Linked DNA regions of Homo sapiens: all the other regions are linked to region 4. A link is a contact called in ENCODE Hi-C or POLR2A ChIA-PET data. All regions are on one chromosome and are shown on one strand. The core of a region is the stretch at or near the end of the contact, and the rest is flanking DNA. Distances in the headings are between cores, read along the strand shown.

Region 1 (2,700 bases), core at 100-2,599, 4.4 Mb before region 4:
GCCAATGAAAAACGAGTGACTATCAGGCCTGGAGATGGCAGCCAGCCACTCATACCCCAATGGCAGGCCAACCTGGAAAACTGTCCCCTGTAGGGTTTCCAAGGATGACATCTTGTCCTCCCCCTTGGGTTGGTCCCACTCTTGAAACAACATAAAAACTTAGAACCTAAAGAATACCCTCATACCTTCCCCTACCTTTTCTTCTTTTCTTTTCGAGACAGGGTCTCGCTCTGTCACCCAGGCTGGAGTGCAGTGGCGTGATCACAGCTCACTGCAGCCTCGACCTCCTGGGCTCAGGCAATCCTCTCACCCCAGCCTCTCGAGTAGCTGAGACTACAGGTGTGCGCCACCACACTCAGCTAATTTTTAATTTTTTTGCAGAGACGGGGTCTTCCTATGTTGCCCAGGCTGAGAAATTGTTTGTGATTATGGGTTATGCACAGATTTCTCAGCCGCAACACCAAAAGCATGATCCATAAAAAAAGGTGATAAGGAACTTAACAAACTTTAAAAGGTCTGCACCTCAAAACACATCATTAAGAAAATAATTAGTTAGGCCAGGCGCGGTGACTCACGCCTGTGATCCCAACACTTTGGGAGGCCGAGGCAGGCGGATCACCTGAGGTTGGGAGTTTGAGGCCAGCCTGGCCAGCGTGGTGAAACCCCATCTCTACTAATAATACAAAAAGTAGCCGGGCGTGGTGGCACGCGCCTGTAATCCCAGCTACTCGGGAGGCTGAGGCAAGACACTCGCTTGAACCTGGGAGGCGGAGGTTGCAGTGAGCCGAGATCGCGTCACTTCGCTCCAACCTGGGCGACAGAGCAAGACTCCGTCTCAGAAAAAAATAAAGAAAGAAAGAAAAAGAAAGAAATAGCCGGGCGTGTTGTCGCGCGCCTGTAGTCCCAGCTACTCTGGAGGCTGAGGTGGGAGGATCGCTGGAGCCCAGAAATTTGAGGCTGCAGTGAGCTGAGATCGTTCAATTGCCCAGGAATTTGAGGCTGTAGTGAGCAGAGATCGTTCAATTGCACTCCATTGCTGCCCACTGCGCTCCACTGTTGCCCAGGCTGTCCTAGAACTCCTGGCCTCAAGCGATTCTCCCGCGTCAGCTTCCTAAAGAGCTGGGATTACAGGCGCGAGCCACCGCGTAAATGCGCTAATGTATGTCAGGGCTTTATAGTAAGCATATAGTTTAGTCCTCGGCAAATGTTAGCAGACATGGGATATTTGTCGGTGCCGGGAGCTCTCAGTCCGGGGCGTTTTCCCACACCCACCTCTGCTCAGCGCTCCGGACGCCTGCAGTCACTATGGTAACGGCCAACGACTTCCGGAAGAAGAACGGCGGGCGGCGAGGGTCATTCCCAGCCGCAAACTGAGTGCGCTGAGCGGGGAAGCGCAAAGGGGCAAGTTACCCGTCCTGGCGTTTCTGGGGTTCGCCTCGGAGGCTAGCCTCGGTGCTCTCGCAGGCTCGCTCGCTTCTGCATCCCCGTTGCCGCCCGGAGCCAACTCTTAAGTTCTGGACGCCAGGCCTGAGGCAGTTCCGCCATGGACTTCTCCAAGTTCCTGGCAGACGACTTCGACGTGAAGGAGTGGATCAATGCGGCCTTCAGGGCCGGCTCCAAGGAGGCGGCGTCCGGGAAGGCGGATGGCCACGCAGCCACCCTGGTGATGAAGCTGCAGCTGTTCATCCAAGAGGTGAACCACGCCGTGGAGGGTGAGCCGCTCGGGGCCCTGGCCGCGGGACCCTCCCCTGCTCTCGGCTGGGCAGAGGTCACCGAACTTGCGTGAGGCACTCAGGTGGGCGGGGCACGCATGGACAGCAAATACCCTCGGCAAAAGAGCAAGCCCCGAACTCCTGATCACGTCAGCGGGAGTCTCAGCTGGGTGCCGGGCTGTCTTGAACACTTGCTAATTTTGGGTGTTGTTTTTCCTCCTCTGGCTGGGCTATAAGTTTCCTTTTTCTTTTCTTTCTTTCTCTTTGTTTTTTCTTTTGAAACAGGGTCTCTCTACAGTGGCTCGATCATAGCTCACTGCAGCCTCGAACTCCTGCACTCAAGCGATCCTCTCGCCTCTCGAGTCGCTAGGACTACAGGCGCGAGCCACCGCGCCCCACAAATTCTGTTTAAAAAAAAAATTGTAGAGATGGGATCTCACTGTGTTGCCAGGCTGGTCTCAAATTCAAATTCCTGGGCATAATGGGTTTTCCAGTCTTGGCCTCCCAAAGTACTGTGATTATACCTGTGAGCCACCACATCTGGCCTGAAGTTTCCTTTTGGAACTTAAAAGAGTGGATCTTATTGCAGTAGCTCTTCTCTAAATAATTCAATAGCAGATCTCTGGGATTCCCTTTTTATTATTATCCATAGGCACTGGAAGACAAGATGGATCTTTTTAAATGCTAGAAGTTTTAACCAGTTCTTAACATGTCTTTGTTGAGGCACCTTCCAGAATATAAGATAAAACAACTCCAGTTTCTGTTATAGTGACTTGAATCTCAGAGTCAAGAGCCCAGTGTCAAAGAAAATTGGCTTTGACTTTTTGTAATCTAGGAGCACGAGTCTGTGAGGTGTTTATTCAAAGAGTTAAAGAGCCTGTTTTGTACCAAACAATAAACTGTAAAAAGAAAAAAAAAGTGAATTTTGAGAGTATGAAAGAATAGCCAACAGATCCATATATCTGGAAAAAACGTATTATAGTATAGG
Region 2 (2,700 bases), core at 122-2,621, 3.1 Mb before region 4:
TCCAGGGCCCTCAACCACAGGGCTCTTGGCCATCAGATGTCTCCCGGGGCCATAGACTATGACACTGTGTGCCAGGCACTGTTCCAAGCACCTGACATATACATACTCATCTACTCTTTCCAAGGATACTAAGTGGTAGATACTAATACTGTACCCATTTTACCGATGAGAAAACCGAGGGCCAGAGAGCATAAATGAGCTAGAATTCCAACCCAGGACTCCAGCCCTAGTGTTTCCTGCTTTCCTGGCTGAAGAAGCACCCACCACCGAGGTCCCAGAGGTCGGGCTCCCTGGGACCGTCCCCCTGGGCAGATCTCACTTCCCCATGCGGCCCATCTGTCACACTCAGGGCGCAGCTGGGCTGGTTCCCCGAAATCCCCCAGGCGCGCGCAAAAGGATCTAGGCCGGGGCTTACCCGGGAGGCCCCCACCCCCGCGCGGCCACCGGCTTATTAATGCCCAGCCCCTTGGCACACATGTCAGCAGCGCCTGCCAACAAACTCCCGCAGCCAACAATGCAGCAAGGGCGCGTCTATACAGTCCTGGAGGTTCCGGGAATTCGGGCTGACGCAGGCCTCTAGTTCAGGGGAAAGGTGGGGGATGCGGCTCTGAGCCCTGCAGGGGACAGGAAGGCAGCGATGCGCCCACACTCTAGGGGCCCCGAGGGGGGAGGCCCCCAAACTCTCTGTCACTTGCAGCCAGATCACCGCCCATTGCTTGCCAATTGCTTTCCATATCCACATCGCCTTTAATCCGCACAACTTCCCCATTTCTCCAAAGCAAGCACTTAGCCCCAGAGAGTTTAACAACCAGAGGAGAAGCGCCCCCACACTCTCCTTCCATGCCTTCTCCGGCCCCATTCCCAAGCCCAGACCCAGCACGCTCCAGACGCCAGCTGCACCCGGGCGCACAGGCCTGCAGCGCGGGCTCCCAGCCCCCCACAGCCTTGCCGGCCGCGGTCCACACCTACCTCCCTCGGGCAGACAGGCGCGGCAGCCGCTGCCCACGGCCGCGAGGGTCCAGAGGAGTTGGCAGAGGCTCGCGGCCCGGAGCTCCAGGGTGCAGGGCGGGCGGGCCCCCCGAGAGTGCCGGGGAGCGGAGAGCGGGGAGCGCTAGCTGGCGCTCCGGGCAAGCAGCTGGGGCCACGCGGGGTAGATGGACCGATCCCAGGGCGCGCGGGGCAGTCGGAGTGATCCCAGGAAGGGCGCAGGGGCCGTTGGGACGATCCCGGGATGTGGGAGCGCGTGCCAGGGGGGACTCGCGTGCAGGCGACAGCGAGCGGGACTCGGGTGGCTGCAGGGCCGGGAGTGCGGGCGCTCGATCCAGGAAGGAGGGGAGCTGAGGCTGAAGCTGGGGCTGGTCTAGGTTGAGCAGAAGCGGGCGGGCAGGGGCGGGGCTGGCCTGGCGGGCGCACGGCGTGGCGCTCACGTGGCCGCCCCCAGGTGGCCATCACAGCGCCTGCAGCCGCCTAGCGGGCCTCCTGGCTCCGGCGCTGGCTCCCAGCCCCAGGTGCAATGGTTAGCGCTAAGTCTTGGCTCCCCCTGCTGAGTACACAGTGTCCGGTTCTCCTGCTCAAGGCTGGCCTAGCATCCGGCAGCGAGGGGGCAATTCGAGGGAGTGACCAACTTCCGTCCTCTCCCGCCGCGCCTCGCCATTCTCGCCTGCTTCTCGCTTAGTTCCTGTATTCCTGTCCTTTCCAAAATCATTAGTGATCCAAGCCCATCGCTTGTTTGTATGTATCTCTATCCATAACCTTAAAATATTTTTTATCGGAAATACTTTGTTTTTCCTGATTTCTGCTTTGTAAAAACAGGCACGTATGACGATTGCAATTATTTGTGTAGTTTTAAAATTAGTATCTCCTTTAGTTATTCCTAACTCTTGACACAGGGCCTGGGTGGCACACAGTAGATGCTTAATAAATACCTGTGGCATGAGTGGTAGAGTGGCTAAGGTATAAAAAAGAAAACGAATTAAAACTAATAGCTACTGTGAACACTTTAATATTAGGTCCTTCCAGATACTTTGTTAGTGAAATTTTAGAAATTTCACACATTCTAGATAGAAAAGTAGTAACAATGACATGTTTTGAGGGATTTCTCTCATTCCATCTTCCCAGCACTTTGGGAGGCCGAGGCCGGCAGATCACCTGAGGTCAGGAGTTCGAGACCAGCCTGGCCAAAACGGTAAAACCCTGTCTTTAGTAAAAATACAAAAAAGCAGCCGGGCGCGCCTGTAGTCCCAGCTACTCTGGAGGCTGAGGCACGAGAATCGCTTGAACCCTGGAGGCAGAGGTTGCAGTGAGCCGAGATCGCGCCACTACACTCCAGCCTGGGTGAAGGAATGAGACTCCGTCGCAAAAAAACAAAAACAAAAAAATAAAAAAGAAAAAAGAACAAAACTGAGGCTTATAGAGATAATGACATGCCCCAGGTGAGGCAGCTAGAAAAGGCAGAGCCAGCAGTAAATCCAGACTTCTCTGATTTCAAAGTTCAGGCTCTCCAAAGAACTTTTTTCCTTATTTATAAACCCCAAAGAGAGTAAACTCCAGCTTTTGGCAAGACAAAATTGCACCTGGAATTCTGACCCTGGGGCCGTCAGGCAGGAAGGGAAGATCAAAGATGCTGAACTAGTCTGTCCAAGCCCAAAGCAAGATTGGAAAAAAAAAAAAGACGCTACTGCTTAAAGCTCTATGGCCCTT
Region 3 (2,700 bases), core at 179-2,678, 4.5 Mb before region 4:
AAAGAAAAGAAATCTCAGATGGCAAAGAGCTATGAACAAGGTAAAATTAAGAAACAGAATCGACTGTGAAGAACCAGCATCAAAGTCAATAGCAGCGTTTCCTAAACTTCACTTAGAAGAATTACCTAAGATATTTGCTAAAAATAAATTCCTGGCTACATCCCAGACCCACTGAATCAGAATCTCCTGGGAAAGGGCCCAGAAGCTGTAAAACAAGCGCCTTAGGTGATTTTTTAATTAGAGATGTTAGAGCAACATCAATGAGAAACTGGGGCCTAAACGTCAGACTTCGGCTTTAATCCCAGCTCTGCAACTTACTAGCTCTATAAACTTGAGTCTCTTTCCCCAGCTGAGTAATGGGCATCCAAGTATCCTTCAGAAGACTGCTGTAAGGATGGGGGGACCTGATGCAAGGAAAGCCACCAGGTGCCTAGTAGGGTGCAAGGGCCATCAGGAGGCGGGGTGGGGAAGACTGGCTGTCAGCGCCACAGGAATTACCTGTAATCGAGTGGATCTTCTGTTTCAGCTCGGAGCCTGTGCTGTCCAGGGGGAACTTCACGTCATGCTTGGTCTTATTCCAGATGATCTTCAAGTCCACCAGCTCCCTGCCCGCGCCGCCGCCCGCGTCTTCGCCGTTGCTGACCGAGGCCTGGGCTGCGGGGTCCCCAGGGGGCTGGGCCGGGGCCGGCTGCAGGCTGCCTCGTGCGGCGCCGGAGTCCTCGGCCGCCGCCCCCGCCGCGGCTTCAGCCTCCAGGCAGTTGACGGGCCGCGCGGGAGCCTCAGTAGCCACAGTCTCGGCCTCCGTGTCCATGCCAGGTTCCTCCATGCCTGCAAGGGGGTTAGGGGGTGGGCGCTCGCCGCGGGCTGGGCTTGGGAACGGACGCTGTCCGGGCGCCGCCGGACCTCCGTTCCCGAGCCGCGGTTCTCCCTCCCGGGCCGGGCCGCATCCCCCAGAGGAGCGACCGCAACCTCAGCCCCGGCCCGGCGCCCGCCACCCCCGCCGCACTCACCATCCGGGGCCCCGGCCGCCGCCATGATGATTGTGTACAACACCCACCGCTCCCGCAGAGGCCGCTGGGAAGAGGCGAGCTGGCTGAGATTGGCCCCCGCAGCAGCCCCTAATCTCTCACAGCCCGGCCGGAAACAGGTGGAGGTTTCTATGGAGACCCGCCTCCTCCGCTCCCAGGTCCGGCCCCTGCCACGCTTTCGCTTTCCCAAGCTGAAGGGGGCGGGTCCGGGAAATAGCCCTTTCTCTGGCCTCTGCCCCCTGGTGGCGAGTGCGGCCGCAGCCGTCCAGGGGGGCGTGGGATTTCGCGCTAGGGGGCCTGTGACTTTAAGGGGCAAGGCTGCGCTGGCTGTGGCGGAGGCCGATTGGCTGGAAGCAGTCCCCGGAAGTGACGCAGGGAGAAGCCCACGTGTGCTATTCCATCCCACATGGCGGCGCTCCTGAGGAGACTGCTGCAGCGCGAGAGGCCTTCGGCGGCCTCTGGCCGCCCCGTAGGACGGCGCGAGGCCAACCTGGGCACTGATGCCGGGGTTGCGGTGCGAGTGCGGTTCGCTCCCAGCCCCACAGGTAACCCTGGCGGACGTGACGCTACAGGCCGAGGCCCCCTGTCCCGTCTCCGCCCCACGAATGTTCCCGAATGAATCCTTTCCGGTGGTGTCAGAGTGGGCGGGCGGAGGAGGGTTAAGGCAGCGCGAGCCCATTTTACAGAGGCGGAAACTGAGGTGCAGGAGCGGAAATAATTCAAATTGCCAGGAGTTTCTTGTGTTTTTTGTGCCATCCCATCTCTTTCGATCTTTTTTTCATGCATTCCATACATGTGCATTGATGACAACCTGTGTAACAGGTGTTGTAGACGCTGGGATACAGTGATCATTGAGAAAGGTAGGGGCCTTGCTCTGTGGAAGTCTGCATTCTAGTGGCTGCCGCAGACACTTATAAAAAATAAGTGTAATTTTAGAGTCACATGTGCCATGCGGGAAGTGAAACAGGATAGGAGACTGGGGATTAAGAAGGACGCTCCAGAAGGCTTTACTGAGCAGGTAACATTTGAGCTGAGATCCAAATGACAAGAAGGAGCACGCTATGTGAAGCCTATAGAAGGAACCTTCTGGAGGCCAGGCGCGGTGGCTCACGCTTGTAATCCCAGCACTTTGGGAGGCAGAGGTGGGTGCATCACTTGAGGTCAAGTGGATCACTTGAGAGCCGTCTGACCAACATGGTGAAGCCCTGTCTCTACTAAAAATACAAAATTATCTGGGCATGGTGGCGCATGCCTGTAATCCCAGCTACTTGGGAGGCTGAGGCAGGAGAATCGCTTGAACGCAGGAGGTGGAGATTGCGGTGAGCCAAGATCGCGCCATTGCACTCCAGCCTGGGCAACAAGAGCGAAACTGTGTCTCAAAAACAAAAAAGAAGGAACCTTCTGGGTAGAGGAAATCGCAGGTACCAAGGCACTGTGCTAGTGCTGTTGGGAGCTTAGCAAGCTAGAGGGTGACAGAGGCCCATTGTATAGCCTGTTGGAGATCTCGTCAGGGCCTTTTGGTTCCCACCAGTAAGGCTACCTTCTACGTTCTCTACACGGAGTATGCCTCTCATCCCAAATCCCAGGATGAACATACAAAGATCTTTGTAGTAAAATCCCAGCTATACATGACAGGATCTTTCTGGCAGGCAGTATAGCCTAGAGCAGTGCC
Region 4 (2,700 bases), core at 190-2,689:
CTCTTTCAAAATCTCTTGCAATCTCTTTCATTAAGGAAGATAACTCCATTTACAGCTGGTATAGCCTTAACACTTTCCCAACACTTGCTAATTTCCCCTTTGTAACAGAAAGACAGTATTTAATACAATTTCATAACTTTTTAATTTGTTTGTTTTTTTTTAATGATTACTCACCCATTTGTGGCAAGTGGCACTGGCTTCCCATTCACCATAAGGATTTTGTTTCAAGGAAATTAATTTAATTTTTAAATGGGACATAGCTATACAAAAAAACACATCTAGTAATCAAAAGTTCAAGCAGTACTGCCATTAGGCAAAAATCCCGAAAGTGGTACACGGTAATTTAACGTTGAGAAAACGACTTCATGAAATTTCTTTTTTTTTTTTTTTTTTGCGCGGGGGAGACAAAGTCTCGCTCTGACGCCCAGGTTGCAGTGCAGTGGTGCAATCTCGCCTCAAAGCAATCTCTGCCTCCCGGGTTCAAGCGATTCTCCTGTCTCAGCCTCCTGAGTAGCTGGGATTACAGGCACCTGCCATCACGCCTGGCAAATTTTTGTATTTTTAGTAGAGGCGGGGTTTCACCATGTTGGCCAGGCTGGTCTCAAACTCCTGACCTCAGGGGATCCTCCAGCCTCGGCCTCCCAAAGTGCTGAGATTATAGGCCGGAGCCACCGCGCCCGGGCTCATGACAATTTTCTAAGGCAGCACAGATGAAACAAGGAAAGCAGGAACCAGGGTCCAAAACCATGTCTCTCTACTCTAAATTCGATGCTCCTTCCACTACACTGATGGCTTTCACAGTTTACAGTGCATGCAAATCACCTAAAGGTCCTGTTCACAGATCACAGATACCGACCAAGTAGGTCGGGGTGGGGCCCGAGAATCTGTATTTCTAGCGAGCGCCCAGAAGTAGCGGAGGCTGCTGGTCGTCGGGCTACCCTTTGCCTGGCAAGGCCCTGGGCAAAGACTACAAAGAGAGAGACTCCCGGAGACGCTGAATTTTCAGTGTCGCCAACTGTCCTCGACTCGGAACGCTGGCCGCACCTGCCGTGACATCACTGCACAGGGGTGCAATTGCGTCACTCCCCAGGCGTCACTGCCGAAACAACCCCTGTCCTCCTGTCACTCTCGCCGCTAACTACAGACCCCGCCCCGCCCGCCAGCGCCCCGGAGGCCGAAGTCACGCAGTCGCGCTCCGTCGCAGGCCTGTGACGTTACGAACCTCTCCCCCGTGACCTCTTCGACCCAAACCTCAAGCGAAAATTCCCTAGCTCGCTAGACCGGCGCAGGACTGTGACTGCGCGCCTCCTTTTACCTGAGAGGGACCGCCGGGCCCCCGGGCGCAGCCGCCAAAGGCGGGGAGCCGCCGCCGCCCCGGCGCAACTCATTGCCGGAACTAAAAAAAGCAACCACTTCGTTGAACGGAACTGGCCAATAGTGCCCTTGGCTCGGACTGATGACGCACAGCAGACGTAAGGAAGGCTCAGCTCGCCCGCGCACCGGTGGGAACGCCCCCTAGCTCTGCGCTAGGGGTTAGATTGGTTAGATACGACAAATAAAAAGATTTTATTGGGTGGGGTCACTGTCAATCACTCGGAAGACCAAGGCCAAGGCGCCTTGGGTTGCCAGGGAGATGAAAATGCTAAATTGCTGTTTAGAAAGATCAGGACAAGGTTATGATTTCTCACCCAAGTTCCTGGGGAAAAGGATCATGAGGGAATTACTTATTAACAAGGCACGGTATTTCCTGCTTTACCTACGTGGAAGGAGATTTTTTTTTTTATTTGTATCCTACATCTACTTTAAAATAGTAAGCCTGGGCAACATAGCGAGACCCCGCCTCTACAAATAATTTTAAAAATTAGCCGGGTCTGGTGGAGCACACCTGTAGTCCCAGCTACTCGGGAGGCTGAGGTGGGGGGATAGCTTGAGCCCGGTAGCTCGAGGCTGCAGTCAGCCGTGATTCTGCCACTGCACTCTAGCCTGGGCCCTGTCTGAAAAATAAATAAATAAATAAAATTATATGTATATCTAAATTACATGCACCACATGGTTAATGGTGTTATATAGTGTTATCTCTATTGGTGGGCTGAAAGCCAACTTTAAACTTCTTCCCGGTCTTTTCTCTATTTTCAGAAACAGAGAACATGTTTTATCCTTGGTATCCACCTTAATGTACTGTGTGCATGTATGCATGTATATTTGTGCAAATTGGAATTTTTTGAGAAGGGAGGGGAAATTTAGCAACATACTTTAAAAAGATCATATAATACAGCAGTCTTACTTTTAGGAATCTACTCAACGAAATAATTTTTAAATGAGTAATGTACATGAGGGCAAAAATCAAAGATGCGTGTCTGCAAGGATATACAACGTTTAATATTGGCAACATCAGGGGGCTGGAACTGGGAGAAGGGAGCTTTCACTTTCTACTTTACACCCTTGGATTATTTATATACTTTATCCAAGTTTACCATAAAATATTTTAAGATGGAATACAATTGTAAAATTATTGAATTCAAGTTTTTAGTTTTTATATCACTCTAGTGTTCAAATTGACACACCAAAATAATTTAAAATTATGATGAACCCAAATACTACTTAGTGAGGATGTTGTAGCACTCTCATGTAAAACTACTGAGTGTCTGAATCTGGCGCTCAAAAGCCTTAAAATGTTCAAAACCTTTGCTGTAATACCAC

Evidence for each region. Hi-C counts contacts between places; a loop is a spot of excess contacts on that map. ChIA-PET counts read pairs that join two places held with the same protein, here RNA polymerase II (POLR2A). Pooled maps may share reads with other maps.
Region 1: a pooled map shows a loop between it and region 4 (6-fold over the local background). The contact joins the promoter of COG7 here to the promoter of COQ7 in region 4. A Hi-C loop is called at or near these places in 5 of 50 pooled maps. POLR2A ChIA-PET finds 5 or more read pairs at or near these places in 2 of 52 experiments (activated naive CD4-positive, alpha-beta T cell and endothelial cell of umbilical vein).
Region 2: a map of CD8-positive, alpha-beta T cell shows a loop between it and region 4 (33-fold over the local background). The contact joins the promoter of EEF2K here to the promoter of COQ7 in region 4. A Hi-C loop is called at or near these places in 2 of 168 maps with a recorded cell type or tissue (CD8-positive, alpha-beta T cell and endothelial cell of umbilical vein) and 10 of 50 pooled maps. POLR2A ChIA-PET finds 5 or more read pairs at or near these places in 1 of 52 experiments (activated T-cell).
Region 3: a map of CD8-positive, alpha-beta T cell shows a loop between it and region 4 (31-fold over the local background). The contact joins the promoter of EARS2 here to the promoter of COQ7 in region 4. A Hi-C loop is called at or near these places in 1 of 168 maps with a recorded cell type or tissue (CD8-positive, alpha-beta T cell) and 4 of 50 pooled maps. POLR2A ChIA-PET finds 5 or more read pairs at or near these places in 1 of 52 experiments (CD4-positive, alpha-beta T cell).

What each region holds. Positions count from the first base shown.
Region 1 is chr16:23,451,838-23,454,537 of GRCh38, reverse strand. It overlaps COG7 (component of oligomeric golgi complex 7), which reads left to right and starts at 1,349. Exons shown (of 17, transcript NM_153603.4): 1 at 1,349-1,712. The coding sequence starts at 1,544. LOC124903667 (a long non-coding RNA gene) reads right to left here and starts at 1,795. Exons shown (of 2, transcript XR_007065030.1): 1 at 1,273-1,795. RefSeq lists enhancers at 1,020-1,069, 1,360-1,689.
Region 2 is chr16:22,204,949-22,207,648 of GRCh38, reverse strand. It overlaps EEF2K (eukaryotic elongation factor 2 kinase), which reads right to left and starts at 1,371. Exons shown (of 18, transcript NM_013302.5): 1 at 970-1,371. RefSeq lists silencers at 871-1,140, 1,301-1,600.
Region 3 is chr16:23,556,078-23,558,777 of GRCh38, reverse strand. EARS2 (glutamyl-tRNA synthetase 2, mitochondrial) reads left to right here and starts at 1,428. Exons shown (of 9, transcript NM_001083614.2): 1 at 1,428-1,573. The coding sequence starts at 1,435. It overlaps UBFD1 (ubiquitin family domain containing 1), which reads right to left and starts at 1,051. Exons shown (of 7, transcript NM_019116.3): 1 at 1,011-1,051; 2 at 499-828. The coding sequence starts at 1,035. RefSeq lists silencers at 629-808, 909-998 and enhancers at 166-809, 1,069-1,268, 810-1,454, 1,459-1,738, 2,099-2,700.
Region 4 is chr16:19,066,353-19,069,052 of GRCh38, reverse strand. COQ7 (coenzyme Q7, hydroxylase) reads right to left here and starts at 1,439. Exons shown (of 6, transcript NM_016138.5): 1 at 1,316-1,439. The coding sequence starts at 1,388. COQ7-DT (COQ7 divergent transcript) reads left to right here and starts at 1,362. Exons shown (of 3, transcript NR_119381.1): 1 at 1,362-1,472. RefSeq lists an enhancer at 1,076-1,225 and a silencer at 1,256-1,415.